Linked DNA regions of Homo sapiens: all the other regions are linked to region 1. A link is a loop called in an ENCODE intact Hi-C map of the cell type or tissue named here. Cell type or tissue: B cell. All regions are shown on one strand.

Evidence for each region. Hi-C counts contacts between places; a loop is a spot of excess contacts. Peaks named below come from ENCODE experiments on the same cell type or tissue, not always from the same donor. Only the 100,000 strongest peaks of a DNase experiment are listed, where the experiment ranks them.
Region 2: a loop joins it to region 1, with 6 times the contacts of the local background. A loop is called at or near these places in 3 of 110 quality-filtered maps.
Region 3: a loop joins it to region 1, with 2.2 times the contacts of the local background. A loop is called at or near these places in 2 of 110 quality-filtered maps.

Annotation. Positions count from the first base shown.
Region 1 is chr3:143,527,012-143,532,011 of GRCh38, forward strand. The region is part of intron 9 of SLC9A9 (solute carrier family 9 member A9); the gene reads right to left. Among named protein-coding and RNA genes, the nearest start is that of SLC9A9-AS1, 190 kb to the left of the region's middle. In B cell, no CTCF peak of the experiment used is centred here; DNase peaks (open chromatin) are centred at 2,120 and 3,020; H3K4me3 peaks cover 1,826 bases; H3K27ac peaks cover 4,995 bases.
Region 2 is chr3:143,593,220-143,598,219 of GRCh38, forward strand. All of the region lies in intron 6 of SLC9A9 (solute carrier family 9 member A9), which reads right to left. It overlaps LOC124906294 (a long non-coding RNA gene), which reads left to right. Exons shown (of 3, transcript XR_007096123.1): 3 at 1,759-2,049. Among named protein-coding and RNA genes, the nearest start is that of SLC9A9, 250 kb to the right of the region's middle. In B cell, no CTCF peak of the experiment used is centred here; a DNase peak (open chromatin) is centred at 2,432; H3K27ac peaks cover 293 bases.
Region 3 is chr3:143,421,920-143,426,919 of GRCh38, forward strand. All of the region lies in intron 12 of SLC9A9 (solute carrier family 9 member A9), which reads right to left. Among named protein-coding and RNA genes, the nearest start is that of SLC9A9-AS1, 82 kb to the left of the region's middle. In B cell, no CTCF peak of the experiment used is centred here; DNase peaks (open chromatin) are centred at 2,082 and 2,202; H3K27ac peaks cover 402 bases.

The DNA.
Region 1 (5,000 bases):
CTCTATTCTTATTTTAAAGTAAGTTTTTTACATCTCTAGTTCTGAAACACCCTCTATGCAGTTTTAGACATATACGACTTGTCTAATCCACAAGCCTATAGAGAATAGTGATGAGATGATAGCACATTTCGGTGCCTGCATTTCTCTCTCAAAGATTCAATATTTTCATTTTAGCTTTTTATTTTTACCATTTTTCACAGATAGCATGTAATGTATCTCCACTGTTCTTCTTCAAGCTTTACGGTAAGATTCATAAACTTCAGCATTTTAACTGAACACATCAGTCATATTGAAGCACAGTACCTCTAATATGGTTAAAGTGTTTTATTGACACGTGACAAAACTTGACAACTTGTGTTTTTTATTATTAGAATTTTCTAATGGTTCAGGAGAGTAAAAATTAGATAACAGTAGCACAAGGTTGAAGGAACTTCATTAGGTTGAGTTTGTTTTTTCACTTACTTGACTAGTTGTCTTTGTGCCACATAGTATGTGCTTAGTGGCATTGTGTCAAAATTTGTCAGGTCTCATACAATGAAGATATTCCTATAGATTCCCTGCTTCAGTCCATCTTATATTTTATCTTTCTAAAACACAGATGTGCTCATGCCATTGCTTGTAAATCTTGGTTGGTTCCTTCCTGTCTACCGAAGGAAAGCCAAACTGCTTAGCACCACATTCAAGACTCAAGACTCTTCAAGACTTAGCAATAGGTCCACATCCCTCCCAATGTTTAACCCTTCTTCCCTCAGTGCCTCAGCAGTGGGGCACAACCAAAGGGCTATGAGGACCACAGAGAAGACTGCTTTGCAGGAAGCAGTGGTCCAGGTAGAGGTAAGGGGCAGGATTAGTAGGACAGAGCATGGCACTTGATGTCAAGAACTGGGTAGTGTGCACTTGGAACAAGGTGAGAGGCATTGTCACCAGGCTAGGCTGGATCGTGATACAGCCAAGGCTAATTGGCTGTAACTGAAAGTAGATCTTTGGAGAGTAGGAGTTGGAGGAGAAGGAAGAACACTGAAAGCCAGAGAGAAATGGAGAAAATCATTTCCATGTCTTTTCCTCCAGGAACCACTTCCATAGGCAGGCTTTGCAGGAATGACAGTTACTCAATGTAGAGAAAACTGGATATCCCTCTTTTAGACTTATTTTGGGCTCAGATTCCTGTGTTCAGCTTTTTGCTCCACCATTATAGGCTCTGTGACCTCAGTCAGGTTACTTTGCTTTTCTGTGCCTCCTTTTAGCGGCCAGCAAAATGGAGGTAAGAATTATTGTTGGAATTAAGAATTATTAGAAGAATTCAGCATTATTGGAAAGATTAAACCAATTAACTCAGTTGTCTGTACATGATAGGCCCTCAATAAATCTTACCTAGTATTATGATGAGTTTGGAAATTTTTTCCTTTACACATTTAGGAAATAAGAAAGTACAGAAAGCAGAATTTGACTGCAGTGTGATAAGTGGGTGATCAACAAATCTAAGTTTGCTGTGATCTTTTCCCGTTTTAGCACTGAAAGTCCTCTATCCCGGTAGTAGTTGGTCACCCTATAACCCTATGAACAACTCTGTGAGGGTGGGAACTCTTTGCAAACAGAACATCAAGCTGCTTAGCACCATGAAAACAGCTGAATCACACAAAATTACCTTTTCTATAAGGTCTAAACTATCAAATAGCAGCAATTTCATATGGTCTGATCAAGTAAAAAGTCCTAGAAGAAGGCAAAGGAGAATAAGCCACCTTCTATACATTAACTCATGCCTGGGTATTTTTGTCCTTCTAGCTCAAAAGTAAAAAAAAAAAAGTGTGACAAATATGTCTTAAGTACTTACTGTGTGCCAGGCATCAGACTATCTGATAGGTCAGGAGTTTATTATCTTTACTTTGATTGATCTTCATGACTTATAAGTTAAGAGGACCAACAATATGAAATAGTGGAAATGTGAAGCCATCAAGAGCATTAACTCTAAACAGAAGGAAATAAGTCTAAAGGAGAATGTGTGTATCTTACAGATGAGAGGGACAGTGCCGGTGCCATGTGGGAGGAGACAGAGCTGCAGATGAGGAGGGTGAGTTACCCTGTGCCAACAACAGCGGGGTGAGCTAAGGTGCTTGAGGGTAGAGACGCAGTCAAGCCTCTCAAGCAAAAAATGCAGCAGCTAATTTCAGAGTGGGAAATGCCCCTCTGGGAGGAAGTCAACATCTTATGATCAGAACCGCAATACTGAGATAGCTAAGAAAACACAAATTCAACTTTTAAAACGTTTTTATAAAAACACTGGAGAGAGAAAAAGTCCAAGTTCACTTTGGCTTTTGGAAGAGACCCAGAGGATTTCTTAATTCATCTGAAGCATTTTGGCCTGAGTTCTATTAAAACATTTTTAATTCTTTGATATGTAATCCTCTCTAGGGGTGTGGATAAAACAAGGGCATTATGAAGTTTTGTTTAGGGAATGTCATCCCATGAAAGTATTTGCCAGTGGATTTTGGAAGGATTCAACACTGTTTTGTTGGATGGTTTTATATACCAGGTGAATTGAACACATGAGAGCAGGGATTTTTACTCAAGAAAACTTGAGAAGAACTGTAACAAAGGGAAGAGAATAGAAGTCATAGTTTTCAATTCCAAGGACTCAGTAACCCATCAATGATTACTGGCTTCTAGGGAGAGAGTTAGATACCGAGTATTTTGTTAAATGTTTTACATTTATATAAATGTATATAGTACTTATTCATATTTTATAAAGTCATTGATATGTACACCGAAAAGAGAAGAATTGAAAAATGGAAGACTAGGAAGATTGGACACTGTATCTGATGCTGTATTTCCAGTAAATTTAGCAAATAAAAAGTCTATCAAAGGAGTGCCCTATTTTGTTTCTGAATTTCAGATGAGCAGAACAGAAGCCACTCCTATGACTCTAGGACGGAAGAATGAGAATGAGGAAACTGGGGTTGTGCTTGCCTGGAGTCTAACCCGTGCACCACCTGTTATTAGAACCCTGGGAAAGCAGCCTACCATCCAGTTTTAGGTTTGGCTTGTTGAAGCTATTGACGTTGTAGCATGCACTGTACTGAGGGAAGGGAAGGGATACCTGGCTTTGAGTTTAGAGGGCTGTGGCTAACAAGTGGCTATAAGCAAATGAATTATCATGCCTAATAAAATATTCAAGTGATAATTACTAAGTTAGTGAGAGAGTTTGGCTGTGTCCCCACACAAATCTCATCTTGTATTGAAGCTCCCATGATTCCCACATATTGTGGGGGGGACCCGGTGAGAGATAATTGAATCATGGGGGCTGTTTCCCCCATACTGTTCTCCTGGTAGTGAATAAGTCTCACGAGAACTGATGGTTTTATAAAGGGAAACCCCTTTCGCTTGGCTATCATTCTCTCTCCTGCTTGCCACAGTGTAAGACTTGCCTTTTGCCTTCTGCCATGATTGTGAGGCCTCCCTAGCCACGCAGAGCTGTGAGTCCATTAAACCTCTTTTCCTTTATTATAAATTACCCAGTGTTGGGTATGTCTTTATCAGCAGCGTGAAAACAGACTAATACAGTTAGTAAGGAAAAACCTTGACCAAATGGAAAAGTGTGCATGCATTATCTCAAGTCCATCAGAAATCTGAAAAACAAAACAAAACAAAACAAACAAACAAACAAACAAAAACCAAAAACACTATTCAAATAGTTTTTGCAACATGAAGAAAAAGGAGACAAAATCAGACAACTGATAAGGGTTGGATCTGGCTTCTCACTGTTCTGTCAAGATGGGAGTTTCTGATTTAACCAGTGTCATATTGGTGGCTACTCTAACTGAATTCATTGAAAAATTGCCATAATGTGATTCAGGATTTGCCTCTGTCAACTTACCTCCTTTTAGCATTTTATGTTTTAGTTCATAGAATAAAATAATCCCATTATAGATAAGAAGCTTGAACTGCGAGATATAATTATGAGTCCTAATTCCAGCACTCAGAAAAAACACAACAAAATAACTGAAACAAAACCTAACATGCATATAGTGCTCATTATGAGCCACAAACATTTTGTAAAAACTAATGCATGAAAACTAATTTAATCTTTACAACACTATTCATTCAACAACAGCTATTTGGTGAGTACTTTTATAGATTCTGGTGCCATGAAATAGAAGCTATCATTATCCCCATTTATGAGTGAATCTGATACATCAACTCATGCCTCCGCTTGAGCATTTTGGCCTTACTTAGCTCTTGAGATTTCAAATGCTCCCCTGGCAAGGAAAGCAAACCACATCCCCAAATTTCCTTTATCCTGATCTTCATTTATAAGCCTCTAGAGACCCTGGTGAATAGAGCTGAATTTTATTTATTTGAGTTCATCTCAGAACAGTGGTAGGGCATCTTTTCATGTCTTTGGAGACAGAGATTCACATGAGGGAGAGAAGAAGCTAAAACCATGAGCCATCACAGAGTACATCTTCCTGCTGGAAGCAGCACTAAATCAAATAAGACATAATGTATAGGAAGTTTGTCTTAAAAACCTTTAGGAAGAAGGCAGTCTACACAAATCTTCACTGAGTTCCTTCTCATTTCCTCTTTCTTGTTGTATAATACAATATGTGGGTGTAAATTAAGAGAAACATTAGGAAAAATAAGACCAAATAATCTAGGTAATTGTTATTTAACATGTATGAATCTCATTTTAATGAAAGAGAACAATATCATGGCCTATGACATAGTAAGTTTAAAAAGCTAAAAACAAAACAATAAGGTAAAAAGTAAACAGAAATAAACTTACGTGTAGGGACGGTTCTCAAAGTATGACTTATTGACCTCTGAGACTCCCTGAGACTCTTACAGGTAGCTCATGAAGTTAACATGATTTTCAGACTGTTACTAAGACATCCTTTGATTTGTTCATTCTCATTCTATCCTGAGGATACAATGGAGGTTTCCAGAGGCTACATAATGCGTGATAATCACAACTGATTGAATGCAGAAGCAAATCTGATAATCCA
Region 2 (5,000 bases), 66 kb after region 1:
GCACAGGTGGCAGAGAGTGAGGACTGCTTTTTGATGCTTTCCCTCTACTCCTTTTATAGCAAATCTCTCATTTTCTCTCTCTGTAGTTTTTATTGATCAGGTTTTCTTTTGTATTACCATTCTCACCATCTGATGGATAAGCTACCAGCTAGTGGGTACTGTTGTACTATACTCCCCAGGTGGAACCAAGGGTATATACAAAAGGTAGAATTTAATAATTATATCCCAGTGTCTCCTCTGGATTAAGTGTATTCATTAAACTTTTATTCAAACCTATTATCACCTTCTTGGAAAATCCAATTAAAAAATACTTTAGGGCCATTGTTAGGAAACATGCAAATAGAAACAGAGGTGATCCAGTGATAGGAGAGGAGAGTGTCATTTACATAAATAAAATAAAGGACTGTGGCACCTTTCAGATCTACTGTGCATGTGTGAAAGGAAAAGAGAAAGAGGGAGAGGGGCTGTAAAATTTATAGTGAGAAATAGCAAAATCCTTGTTTTTATTCATGAAAAGCCTACCTTATCACTTAATGCTAATGAATGTCATTAAAAGGATGTTGATGCATAATTAGAGATTATAGCACCTTGACTTCATGTGAAATGTGATGGTGAAGACCCAGGCAACCTCAACCATGGGAAAAGTATGATAAACCCCACAAACCTAATGCCAGAATGTGGGGACTATAATAAAATGGAGTCTCAGAGAACCAGAAAAGTACCCCTGCCATCCTCTGCCTTGGATTTGCCTGACAATCCTTGGCTATGCCACCAGCCAGTCTGTGTTGGTGGCAATGGAGGGGAAGGAGGGTATTGGTTCTGTTAAATTATTTACATTAAAATGTTCAGCCCTTAAAATTCTGGATTTTAAAAAAAGAGCTTAATTGGTAAGTTCCCAAAATGAGGAGAGAGAAAAAAAAAATTTCTGGCTTTGCAAACCATAATACAGTACGCTAGCAAGATATAAAAAGGTAATTTGTTAGTAAACTGAGTGATCACCATGTGCAATCCCAGCTTAATTTTAGAGTCTTAAATACTGAATTTGGAAAGCATATATATCTATTTCAGCAAAATGTTCGATGTTGAAATTCTCTTGGACTTTGTGCTTTCTACATTGCAATGTTAATAGCTGCCGTTTATTGAGGGCCTCTTGCAAGCCAGAACTGTGATATGTATCTTATTTACATTATTTGTAATCCTCACAATAACCTCATAGCAGAGATAATATTATTTACATATCACTAGAGGAAATTGAGGAGTGTTAACCAGGTGGCCAAAGTCACGTGGTGAGCAAGTGGTAGGACTGACATTAGAATCCTGGTTGATCTGGTTCCAAGCTCTTCTGCATTTTGATGCTCCCACCCAGAGAACTGTATGTTGGGAAGTTTGTGCATCAACGAAAGGTTTGTTGTATGTGGTGGTCCCAAACGGTAAGTTCCTATCTTGGGTCCTATGTAGTCCCCACTGGTAAGGTCTCTAAAGTATCTAGTTTAACTTGTATCTGCACATTTTCTTGGCTCTTTATTTAATATTAAACCAGAAAAAAAAAATGTGGCCCCAAGGGCTATTCTGAGAAAGAAGAGCCTTTGAAACAGAAATGGAAAAGGATTCGCTTCCCTCCAGACTTTCCCCTATGCACAACAAAATGTTTATGTTTGAAAGGTGGAATGTTTGGCTTGTTATCTGGGAGGAAGTAGTATATCTGTCCTTGGCTGCTACTAAATTGTACAGATAATTAAAACATTATTTTTCTATCAGAACAGAATGTATTGCCAAATGGAGATTCCTTTGGGGACAAAATGATGAAAACCTATACCACCAAAGCAGACTGGAGTACATCTAGACAGGATGTCACTAAGAAATGGAACCTGGAAGACTTCTTTTTGAATGCATGATTTCTGTTTCAAAAGACACAAGGATATGGGGCAGTGGTTTCTTGTGACTTAAGCTCATCAGCAGAGGCTCTGAGTGGAGCTAGTGGATTTGGCCCTCTTTGCTGAGCTGTTGGGGAGATCCTCCCACAAAATCATATTTCTTTTGGCTTCAGAGTTCAGCAAAATTGAGTATCTTTTTAAATGAAAAATTAATTATACTAAGATGTATTTCACTTCAGATGGTGATGATCCATTTTCTACCAACAATCCTTATCAAGCATCTGCTGAGGCTACCTTATCCAGGGAAATGCTTTGACTTCTTATGAAGAGAATGGTATCTCCCTTCTTTATTGCTGCATTACTTTCAACATTCTCTTTCCTGAATCAGGATTTAAACCAATACATCCTTCAATCTTGCTTAATTTAGTGAAAACAAGATTGTTAGAGTTGTATTCCTCTTGAGTCTCTCAATTAAGATCAGATACAATGCTATGAAAAAACTGATTAGGGTGATGTAGGTGAAGTATAGAAATGAGGAAGTGAGAGCAAGAGAGAGCACTGGACAGAAACTACAAGACTGGCAGAAGCTTGTACTGACTGAAAAATTAGCCATGATTGGCAGGACAAAGGATATATGGGAATAAACGTGGGCAATAAAACAGCAATGAAGATTTCTCTGGGAAGACTCCTTCAAGTGGTGTTTAATCCCCGATCTGGCACTGTTGGGTGTACAGTTGCTTGGTTAGTTTAAATGAGGAACAGGTTTGGCAGCAGAAAGGAGGGAGATGGGACCTACTCCTTGTTGTACAATAGATTCTAATATGCTGCTTTGTCTTAGTAAAAAAAATTAAAATAATCCCTAGTGGCTGGGCTTTGAGGGGGGAATGTTTTTATGTTTCAGTCATTTTTCTGGACCAGGATGAGATGGAGGGTTTTTGCAATATGTTTCCTATAGCCTAGGGCAAAAACTTTCTCCGTGGGCTTCTCTATGTCGTCTGAGTGATGAGAGGGAAACAAACCAGGGTACGACATAGTTTAGTAAAGCCTGGATCACATGAAAATTTGGTGGTAAATACATACTCTAAAGCTTTAGGGCCCATAGCTAAAGAAAAAAATTTTGGAATAACTTTTTAAAAGAGATTTGAAATTTGTGAGAGATAAAGCAGATAATATAAATCCTAATCTCTTCTCAACGTGTGTGTGTGTATGTGTGCGTGCACAAACACACACACACTCATACACAGAGAGATACACACACCTGGGTCATTTCATCAGGTATCAGAGTTCTTTGGAAGTGAGTGAAGGATTTTGGTTTTGATGGATGTTCTTGCTATACTCAAGGCTTTTTTATCTGTAGCCTTTTTGAAGTTTTATTATTTCCATAAGTTAATATTGATATCATTTTTCGGTTTCCTCATAGATAGATCCTGTCGAATTGTCTGGCTGTTTTTATCAAGGATATGGTCTATGGGATCATTAAAATGATGTGACATCATGCTTACAGAATATTTTAAAAACTCATTAAAAACTCAAAATGCAGGGTTTCTCCCTACAATGTATGAAGTCTTTTTCTTTTTCTTTTTTTTAAAGACAGGATCTTGCTGTGTCACCCAAGCTGGAGTACAGTGGCATGAATATGGCTAACTATAGCCTCGACCTCCTGGGCTCAAGTAATCCTCCTGCCTCATCCTCCCATGTAGTTGGGATCATAGGTGTGCATCACCACACCTAGCTAAGTTTTATTTTTTGTAGAGATTGAGGTCTCACTTTGTTGCCCAGGCTGGTCTTGAACCCCTCGGCTCAAGCAGTCCTCCTGCCTTGGTCTCCCAAAGTGCTGGGATTACAGGTATGAGCCACCACACACCCAGACCTTGTATGAGGTCTTAAACATATGTCACGGTAAATCTTTTTTTTTCTTCTATGTTCCTCTTCACTTACCTTCTTCATGTTCAGTAAAAAGAAAGTGCCAGAACATATAGCATGAGCCATTGTAAGATACATGGATGTGCTTTGGTTAAGGAAAAGGCCGAGGCGGATATCCAGGCGAGTATGAGTCAGCAAGTTTGGTGCGCAGGCACACACCTCCACTTATTATATAGCCTGTTCGTGTAAGTTCATGCTTGGCTTGGAGCCACTATTGTCTGTAAAAGGTATAACTGTCCTGCTGACTCTGTGCACGGGGCTTAGCTCTTGGGGGGCTCGGCTCGGCTCAACACGGCTTGACATGGTGGGCACGCTGGCGTCCAGAGAAAGAGAGAGCCAAAGCTGTCCTTCTTGCAGACAGACAGGAGGGGGCCAAAACACAGCTCAGGCTTGTTTGTGCTCAAAGAGAGAAAGTTAAGCTGTTGACCCTGAAGGCAAGGGAGAACTGGCCTCGCAACCTTGCGTGGGGGTGGCCAATTCAAGCAGCTGAGACAGAGCGGACAGCGTAAGAAAAGCTGCTCAGGAGAGAGGTAGTTTAAGAAAGCTGTTGATGAGAGCTGCTGCTGAATAAAACCATATTCACCCGCCTGTGGCCCCCCGAGGGTTCTTTCTGCTCATCCACCCACTCCCCTCGGACTTCAGCATGGTGTGGACCTGGACCCCAGGATCTGACAGCCATGAAAGATGTTGTTAATCTCAGAATAGAGTTAAGAGGAAATTAAAGCTTACTTTTAAACTATTTTACACTTACTGGCAGGCAGGAGCCAAGTGGTTCCTATAGTCTCAAATGTAGAGATTTATCAAAGCTGTAAGGAAGGTATGGCGCTAAAAGGTGCAGAAAACTGGCTTCAATTAACATTCTAATCATCACTGTCAACGCCATTATGCAACTCTGTGTAGAGTGGCATATTCGGCACTGTGGGGTTAAACATAAGCAGTGGGCGCTGCCTTCCCTAGAATCGCAGTATCGAGAGCTGTTGTCAACAGCTCAATTCGGGGCCTGCAGACAAAAGGTTCTGTACCCACTTACCAATTCCCTGAGCTCTCCAGTCCCTGGTAAATTGCTTTTGAACACATTCTCAACTTTTATCTTTTTTTTTTTAAATGAAAATGTTAGTGGGTAAAATCCAGTATAAGGGACACATTATTCTGAGAGCATAGCTTTCCCTACCGATACCAGCGTCATTTCCACTGCTCTGTAAT
Region 3 (5,000 bases), 110 kb before region 1:
TGGACAAAAGGCATGAACAGAAACTTTTCAAGAGAAGACATTCAAGTGGACAATAAACATATGAAAAAATGCTGAACATCACTAATCAGAAAACGCAAATCAAAACCACAATATGATATTATCTCATGCCAGTCAGAATGGCTATGATTAAAAAGACAAACAAAAACAAAAACAAAACAGATGCTGGCAAGGGTGCAGAGAAAAGGGAACTCATACACTGTAGATGGGAATGTAAATTAGTTCAGTCACTGTGGACAGCAGTTTGGAGATTTCTCAAAGAACTTAAGACAGAACTACCAAATGGTTATCCCAGCAATCCTGTTACTAGGTATGTATCCAAAGGAAAATAAATTGTTCTACCAAAAAGACACATTCACTTTTGTGTTCATCGCAGCACTATTCACAAGAGCAAAGACATGGAATCAACCCAGGTGCCCATCAACGGTGGATTGGATAAAGAAAATGTGGTACATATACACTATAGAATATTATGCAGCCATAAAAAGAATGAAATCACATCTTTTGCAGCAACATGGATGCAGCTGGAGGCCATCATCCTTAGCGAGTTAACATAGGAACAGAAAACCAAATACATCTTCTTGCTTATAAGTGGGAGCTAAACACTGGGTACACATAGACATAAAGATGGGAACAATAGACACTGGAAACTACTAGAGGAGGGAGGGAGGAGGGAAGAAAGGGCTTAAAAGCTACCTATTGGGTCCTATGCTCATAACTTGGATGATGGGATCATTCATACCCCAAACTTCACCTATACTCATGTAACAGACCTGCATGTGTAACCCTGAATCTAAAATAAAAGTTGACATTATTTAAAAAAAGGAAACAAGGCTCAGAGCAGTTGTGTCACTGTTCAAGATCACACAGCCAGTGAGTATCAGAGCCAGTGTGGCCCTGGCCCTGTGCTCTTCCCTATACAGCCTTCTGAAACAGGTATTATTGTCACAGCTATTTACAGATGAAAAATGGCAAATCCAGAGTAGTTCAAGACTTGTTTAAGGTCATAGACATATTGGAGAGGAGATCCATGACCCAGTCCCTGAAGTCATCGACTTTTTCCTTGAGCCTCCTAGTGGCACGCAATATAGTAGAATGGTTAAGAACACAGGCTATTAGGTTTTTCACTGCCAGAGAAGGGAGTTAAAAATATGGAAAGGAAGAGACTAGAATGAACCCTGTGGTATTGAACTGGAATTGAAGGTATTAGAACACACACACAAATATACATGTAGAAATGAACATATATGTAAATCTCTACTTACCCTCACACACACGTACACACACACACACGTGTACACACGCGCGTGTACACACACACACACACACACACACACACACACACACACACAGAGTTCCTAATTCTTTTCACCAAAAGGGTCATTCATGAAGCAGCAGTGAGCACACCTAGCACCATATCTTGGCTTCTAAATACAATTCTTCATGTAAAGGAACCAGGGATCCTCAACAAAATGGTTGATTCCAAGGTCTGGAGCAAGTAAGGTACAAGATGAGCCCAAAACATCTCATTGCACCAATTAACAATAAAAAGGCTTTAAAATGATGAGAACATGTTAAGGGCGGAGCAGATGGATTAAAGGGGCTCCTAGTGGCCAAATTAAAGACAATTTGAACATCAAAATAAATAATGGTAGTTACAAATGAAAGTCCATTTAATAAAATGGAAAAGCATGAGTCCATGCTGATACAAATGAATAAATGAATGACTTGAAAGTTGATGAGGACTGAGATATTTATATAGCTTCAAAGTTCCTTTCTACAAAATACTTATTAATTATGGGGGGTAGAAAGAGTAACTTTACAGCAGAGAAACCTGGTTGACACCATCTTAATTAAGTGATCAAAATGCAGGTCACTAGTAACAGGACAAGTCCAAATCACGTGCCAACTGATGGCATGTGACAAGAAGAATGCAGCACTGCTTCTGTTTTTCCTGTCAGCAATGTACAGTCTGAATGTAATCATGAGGAAGTATCAGAAACACCCAGAATAAGGGATCTCTACAAAGTATCTGACCTGTAATCCTTAAAAATATCAAGGTCATGAAAGTTAATGAAAGATTTAGGAACTGTTCCAGATTAAAGGGGACTAAAGGGACACCAGTAAATGTAACACATGATTTTGAATTTCAGCCTTTTGATTTAAAGGGCTGAGTGAACATGTGAAACCTGAATGATTCTGGTGGTTGCATTGTGGTTACGTAGGATTCTGGTTTGTCATAATTAGATGTTAGTGTATTTGAAAGTGATGAAGGATCAAGTGAACAACTTACTGTGAAAAATTCAAGAAAAAAAGGACATTATACTTGAAACCTTTTTTTTTTTTTGAGACAGAGTCTCACTCTGTCACCCAGGCTGGAGTGCAGTAGCACGATCTCAGCTCATTGCAAGTTCCGCCTCCCGGGTTCACGCCATTCTCCTGCCTCAGCCTCCTGAGTAGCTGGGGAGTAGCTGGGACTACAGGCGCCCACCACCACACCCGGCTAATTTTTTGTATTTTTAGTAGAGACGGGGTTTCACTGTGTTAGCCAGGATGGTCTCAATCTCCTGACCTCATGATCCACCTGCCTCCGCCTCCCCAAGTGCTGGGTCTCAATCCCCTGACCTCATGATCCACCTGCCTCTGCCTCCCCAAGTGCTGGGTGATCCATCTGCCTCGGCCTCCCAAAGTGTTGGGATTACAGGCTTGAGCCACTGTGCCCGGCCTGAAACCTTTTAAAGTTTGATATTTTTCACAATAAAAAGTTATCTTCCCAAGAATCAAAAATCTCAAAACAAAAGCAAGAAAGAATACAGATGCTGCCAACAGGGAGAGGAGTGAGGTGGTTAAAAACACAGGTGCTGGGTTTTAATTTTAGCTTTGCCACTTATTAGCTATATGAAACTAGGCCTACGTTATCTGTGTCCCAATTTCCTGGTCTGTAAAATAGGGATGATAATAATAGCACCAACCTAGGGTCCTTGTGAATTTAATGAATTGGCAACCACACAGTACTTAATAGCATGAGTTCTATAATCAGTGCTGAATACTGTTTGTTGTTTTTATTAGAGGGAGGCAAAATATGATTCTATGTGATCCATTTTCCCCTCAGGGCATTTGCCAGGGAGAACAGTCTGTTGTGCTCCTTCTGACTTGTTTGGAAGGGTATACTTCAGCTAAAAACACTTGCCATGTGGTCAATCCAATTATTCAGGTAGAGGGTTATATATATCGATTTAATAAATGGAGGAAGTTTAAAATTAACAGATATGTTTATAATCATTTGGTGTACACTTAGTTTTGATGTGGGGACCAATGAGGCTTAGCTTTTTTTTTTTTTTTTTTTTTTTAAGTATAATCATCGTATCAGGACAAAATATTGTATTTGGAATAACCTGGGCATCAGGATGAAGAAAAAGTGATCACACTGACAAGATGTCTGTTAAGCTTTAAAAATATATATGTATGGTTTATTATAAAGAATTAAAGTATATCCACTACCAAGAATGGCTGTCGGTTAACAATGAACATTTTTAAATGGCAATTAAAACAATGTACTGGCTGGAATGGAAATATAGACAGCACTTTGATGTGGACTCTTTACATTTATTCCTTTTCTGCTCCTTGGGTACTTAATGTCAAACTGAAAAAATGAAATATAAGGGGCTGTTTGAGTTTGAGAATGGGTAGTGAGGCTAATATTTTGCAAGTCCTTTTTGATGCACACTTTTCTGGTCCATCTCCACTAATCAAATTCAGTTTCAAGAACCCAGAGTTCTTTTCCAGTTAGCTTCGGTTGACATGAGAACAGATAGCCTCTGACAAGGCCTTTTTACTCTCTCATTTGACAGTCCTAAAATGTTACTTTAAAACATTTTAGAAGGTTCACAATGACTGTTGCTAACATGACAAGATATGCTCCATCCACCCCATAGAAAAGGGTGAAAAACTCCATCTGGAGCTGAACTCTGACCTTGACCCAGGGATCAATCCTTCTTGACTACGCACCTGCTCCACACTAAAGAGCCACAATGGCTTTTTTTTTTTTTCCTAAAAAGACAGAATTTTTGATGTACCTTCAAGATTCCATTTATATCAGTGACATAATGGTGTCAGCTCTTTGAAGGAAGAAAGAAGAACAGGCAGAAACTAGTATTATATCGTTAAGTGCCCAAGAATCAATTACATCCTTGCTGAGACAAGAGGCAATTTTCCCATTTAAACTTCACAGATGTACGGACTGGCAAATTATTGTTGGGTTGTTGCTTCTTTTATTATAATTAACAATTAAAAAACCCATGTTATAATGTAATTAGCTGTTTACTGGCTCTTATTGGCACAGGTTGTAGCAGAGACTTTACTTTCAAGGATACGAACTACTAAAAAAGCATTTTAATCAACCCTTTTATATTCAGTCACTAGTATAGAACTATTTTGGCCCCACAATTAAACCACTGGAAATTTCTAGGCTCATTTGGATTTCTAAGAAACATCTTGTGGAAACCTATTGTTTCCTTTCTTAAAATACCCAGCTCAGAGTTTATTGATTCTCCATTTCTGGAAAATGTAGTAGCAATTTTTCTAGCCTTTTTGTCCTCCCTTTTGTTCTTGTTCATCCCTAAATAATTTAAAAAATATCAATTTAGGCTCATATTCTTAATGTTTTTCAAATATACCTGCATGCAGCATGCAGAAAAAAACATTTTTGCTCAGGGTCAAGTAGGCATTGTTTGATCACCCAGTGCCATGTTGGAAAAAGGAACTAGAAATGGGAATTATTTAGGTTAATAGAAAACTGTTCATAATTATGAGAGCTAACATTTACTATGCACCAGGCACTGTTTTGAGTACTATACTTGCTGTTCACATATTAACTCATTTAATCCTCACAAGGACCCTCTGAGATAATTTGTTATAATCCACAGTTTACAACAGAGGAAATGGAGCTGCCCAGAGGCTGAGTAACTAGGCCATGGCTATAG